2 separate regions of the Homo sapiens genome follow, and region 2 is linked to region 1. The links are chromatin loops, found by intact Hi-C in ENCODE. Cell type or tissue: heart left ventricle. All regions are shown on one strand.

What was found. Hi-C counts contacts between places; a loop is a spot of excess contacts. Peaks named below come from ENCODE experiments on the same cell type or tissue, not always from the same donor. Only the 100,000 strongest peaks of a DNase experiment are listed, where the experiment ranks them.
Region 2: a loop joins it to region 1, with 7 times the contacts of the local background. A loop is called at or near these places in 1 of 110 quality-filtered maps.

What each region holds. Positions count from the first base shown.
Region 1 is chr10:42,776,475-42,778,974 of GRCh38, forward strand. No RefSeq gene overlaps it. Among named protein-coding and RNA genes, the nearest start is that of BMS1, 5.1 kb to the right of the region's middle. In heart left ventricle, no CTCF peak of the experiment used is centred here; no DNase peak of the experiment used is centred here; H3K27me3 peaks cover 1,526 bases.
Region 2 is chr10:43,259,156-43,261,655 of GRCh38, forward strand. The region is part of intron 1 of RASGEF1A (RasGEF domain family member 1A); the gene reads right to left. Among named protein-coding and RNA genes, the nearest start is that of RASGEF1A, 6.7 kb to the right of the region's middle. RefSeq lists an enhancer at 212-995. In heart left ventricle, no CTCF peak of the experiment used is centred here; a DNase peak (open chromatin) is centred at 1,266.

The DNA of each region.
Region 1 (2,500 bases):
GACCCTGCCTCCCACCAGCTCACCCTGGTGGGAGCTCAGCCACTGGGAGCTCATTCAGTTGGCTTCTGGCCTTTTTGACACACCAATATCCTTCAGTTTGTAGCAATTCCTTACTTTCTGGCACTGCAAGATGCTTCAGGCTCCTCTTACATATTTCCTACCCTAGCCCTAGACTCAGCCATTTCTCCAAGGAGCTTTGGTTCCTTTTATTGGGGAATGGTTTTAGAAACCGAGATCTGGGAGCTCAGTGTGCACACTAATGCTAGGATGTCATTGCTTTTGGGCATACTAGGCAAACAGAGCTAAGACACACACACACACACACACACAATTTTGACTCTAATCCAGTACCACAATGTTCATTCTAGCTTGCTCACTGTGACTTCTCTCTCCAACAGTGAGAAATCTGGCTCTCACTATCCATGACTCATTTATTCAACCTTAATATGCAGGTAAAGCCATCTCTGACTTGTTAGTGCATATCCCTTGGAGAAACAAATTTACCAACTATAGTACAATGTTTGTGGACAATTCCTTTTATCCTTAGCCTTTCAGTTTCTAGTCATAATATCACTTTCCAAAGTTACTTAGGCCAGTTTGTTTTTTCTCCACATGCTCCAGTGACATTATGTCATACATTTATAGTTCAGTTAGGTCATTTGTTACAAGCTGCATTCCATCCTGGGATTCTCCAGACATCTTGGTTAATTTTTAAATTTCTCATACATTAAAGATCCCCCTTCCTCATGTATGGTTCTATGGGTTTGATCAGGATACAGTCATGTAAGCACTTCCTCAGTATGATACAGAACAGTTCCATCTCCTTAAAATTCTCTCGTGCATCCTCTATGTAGTTAATCTGTCCTTTTCCTCAGCCCCTGGCAACTGCCAATCTGTTTTCCATCCCTACAGTTTTTCATTTTCTGGAATGTAATATAAACAGAACCTTTGGGGATGGCTTTTCACTAGCAAAATGCATTTAAAATCCATCCATGTTATAGTGTGAATCAATAGCTCACTTCCTTTTATTGCCAAATGATTTTCATTGTATGGATACCACAGTGTGTTCATCCATTCATCTGCTTAAAGATATCTTAGTGACTTCACTTTGGGGTAGTTATGAATAAAGCTGCTATACATATTTTTGTATGGACAAAAGTTTCAAATCAGTTGGCTAAATAGCTAGGAGCACAGTTTGCCACATTAAAGCTCAGTAAATTGTTACAAAGTAAACACACTCATCAGCTAGCACAAGCAACAGAACAGCCCTCACCCAGTCGTACATTCCCTCCTCCACAAAAGTCACAATTATCTTCACTTCTGTTGCCACACGTTAATTTTGCCTGGGTTCAAGCTTTGAATGGATCATCTGGTATGTTCTTCTTTGTGTCTGGCTTCTTTCGCTAAGTATCCTCTGTGTTGGTGCATGTGGTGGTTATTTTCATTGTTCTATATCCTTCCATTGCAAATATATATTACAGTTTTGTCTTTAGGTTTTTGCTGGTGGATGTCTGGGTTTTTCCCGGTTTGGATAATGCTATGAACATTCCTTTTTTATTTTTAGACGGAGTCTTGTTCTGTTGCCAGGCTGTAGTGCGGTGGCGCAATCTCGGCTCACTGCAACCTCTGCCTCCCAGGTTCAAGCGATCCTCCTGCCTTGGCCTCTCGAGTAGCTGGGACTACAGGTGTGTGCTACCAAGCCCAGCTAATTTTTTGTATTTTTAGTAGAGATGGGGTTTCATCATGTTGGCCAGGATGGTCTCGATCTCTTGACCTCGTGATCTGCCCTCCTTGGCCACCCAAAGTGCTGGGATTACAGGCGTGAGCCACCACGCCCAGCCAAACATTCCTATGTGCCTTTCTGTATCTACTTCTGTTGCTGGCTCATAGGTAAGTGCATGCTCAGTAATAATAGACATGCTGAACCATTTCCAAAGCATTTCTACCAATTTAGATTACCAATGGTGCCTTATGTTTTAACAGGAGCCCTCTGGCTGCTTCATTGAAAACTGACTGTTTAAGGGCAAAGGTGGGAGCAGGGAGGCCAAGGGAAAGGTTTCGCAGTCATCCATGTGTGACTGCATGGGGCACAGCCCAAAGGGGTAGCAGTGGAAGTAGTGACAAGTGGTTGGATTCTGGTTGTACTTCAAAGGTAGAGTCAACAGGAATTTTCTGATGGATTGGAAATGGAGGATAGAAAAAGCGAATAGACAAAGGTGTGTGGGAGGCATTTTGACTAATCATCTTTATGGATGGAATTGCCATCAACTGAGATTATAAGACTGCTGATGGCCGGGCGCGGTGGCTCACGCCTGTAGTCCCAGCACTTTGGGAGGCCGAGGCGGGCGGATCACGAGGTCAGGAGATCGAGACCATCCCGGCTAAAACGGTGAAACCCCGTCTCTACTAAAAATACAAAAAATTAGCCGGGCGTAGTGGCGGGCGCCTGTAGTCCCAGCTACTAGGGAGGCTGAGGCAGGAGAATGGTGTGAACCCGGGA
Region 2 (2,500 bases), 480 kb after region 1:
ACACTCACAGTGACCCCAGGAAGACAGATATCCATGCAGTGTGGCAGTGCTGTGGGATGCAGGAGCAGGCTGGACCTGAGGTTGCATTCTGAGCACCCCAGGGACCAGCTGAGGGCCTGCAAGCACAGCGGGTAGCCTCTTTTCTGGGGGTAGTAGCAGTGGCCCCTGGGACTTGCAGCTGGGCCCTACCCAGACTCCCCCAGGGCTGTGCAGCAGTCATCCACACTTGCAGCCTTCTGCAGAAGACTGGAGTGCCAGCATCCAAGGGCCGAGCAGTGCAGGGGCCTGACTCCAACTCCCCTGCCTCAGAGGGAGGCTAGCTGTGGGGTCAGTTGACACTCCGGAGTCCCCATGGAATCAGGCTAGACTTCCGCTACAACTGCACTTCTGTCCAGCCTCCTCCTCTCCCTGCATGGTGCTTGTCCTTCCCACACAGATGTCTCCTGAGAGCATACCCTCTCTAAACCCCTTCTATCAGAATCCCCAGCCCATGCACTGAGTCATAGCCCTCACAGGCAGGAACGAGATGAGAGGGCACAGAACAAGCACTCAGAAGCCAGGTGCCACCGCTGCACGTTCAGGGGCTCAATAGGCCAGAGGAGGGGGGCGTCCTCACCTCCAGGAGGTGGAGGTGCTCCCCACTGGGGCCATCCAGCTGAGCCCCAAGGTGGGAGTGTGCATTCAGGAGGCACACAGGCAGGGGAAACCACTCACAAAGGCAGGAAGGGGGATGGCCAGCTCAGGAGCTGGACGGAGGGGCAGGGCGGGGACGGCAGGAAGGCTCGGAGAGATGAAGGGAGGCACCAGAGAACCACACCACCTGCTAACATGCTCCCTAGAGCACGGGAGCGACCTGGCCTCAACCTCTGCCTCTGCCCCTCTCTGCAGACCCCAGAGGCTCACTGGCAAAATCAGTGTAATGATGCTGGCATCAAAAAGAGGCACATTAAGTCACATGTCAGTGAAACGCCCAGCAGAGCCCTTGGACAGTAGGCTGGTCAGGGGCCCTCCCAGCATCTGGGTATAAATGCACACACCCAGAATGAATGTGTACACCCAGAGCCCCCAGGCACATGACTGTACACCACACCCAGGCCTGGGCACCGGCAGGGTGGACCGAGGGCACCAGCCTCCCCACACCTGCTGCTCCTTCCTCTCCACTCTGCAACCTGGGCCCTGCCTGGCACTGGTGCTGTCCTGGAGATCCCCTCCTGTGTCTTCCCCTGACAGCGTCCCCGGTTGCCTCACATAAGACAGCTCTGCACTCGGTGCACCACCGGATGCATCTGGCGTCCTGCCCAGGGCTGAGAACACTGTGCTGCCCTGGAGTCCAACCCTGGGTGCTATGGCAGGCCAGAGAGCCACTGTGGAACCCTGGTCCCCACGGGCAGGGCCAAGTGGCTCCCCAGACCCAGACCCCACGGAGAAGCTAGGGTCCGCCCCCCTCTCAGGACCCCAGCAGGCAGACTCCCGTGCCCATAGGAGGCCTGGCCACTGTCCCGCCCCCTCCCACCTTTCCCACTGCGGGAGCCAAGGAAGGCACCTGGGTGTGGACTTCTCCTGTACAACTGGGCTCTCCAGACGTCAGCAGGCAGCAGGGCATGTAGCCCTCGACGGCCGTGATCCACAGCGCTCAGCATTCTATTTTTATCATTTAACCCCAAACTTTCTATTCCATTGTTTCTTTGACCCATCATTCAAACATGTGTTTCAAATTTTCTAAATATACAACTCTTTTAGAGTTATCTATTTTGTTATCACTTTCTCTCTTAATTGCACTGTAGTCGGAACACTTGGCCCGAATAGCAGCTTCTTTGACATTTGTGCGGGCATCTCCGAGCCAGCACTGACTGCTCAGCCTGTGCGCACCCACCAGGCTTGGTGGGTGCCTGGTGACCGCAGCTGTGGGTCTCCCCTCCAGGCCCCACCCATGTGGGAGCGCCCTCCCCCTCGGCCCCGCCCCCTCTGGGAAGTGGTTCTGGCTGCCGTGGCCTTTCCATGAAGAACAGCTGGGACCCCTGGCCATACTTGCCAGCACAGTTTACTATCAGCCCTCTCCACCACCACCACTCCCCGCAGGGCAGTTGATCTGGCCCAGGTACCTGCAGGTCACCTCACAGCAGGTCTAACTCACTCCAGCTTGGTCAAGGTAAGCCCAGCTCCCAGAAACACCTAGGCCAGAGGAGGAAGGGGCACGGGGCATAGAAGGCCCTGTCCCCGTAGCGGGGCTGAGCAGGAAGGGCCCTGCCTGCAATGGACAGTGTGGGCAGGACTTGGGCTCTCCCAGGTGCCACCAATGCTCACCTGGCCTGGCCTCGCCAGTGGGGGACTCCACTCCTCATCCAGCCACCCACTGCTAACAGCAATAATAAAATGAATAATTGATGCAGCCCCCTGCCTGCTCTGAGTAATTAACTCATGAAAGCATCAGGGCACCCCCAGAACTCCCAACCTCATCCAAGCCCCATCCTCCCAGCTGGTCCACTCACCCTGCCTCCAG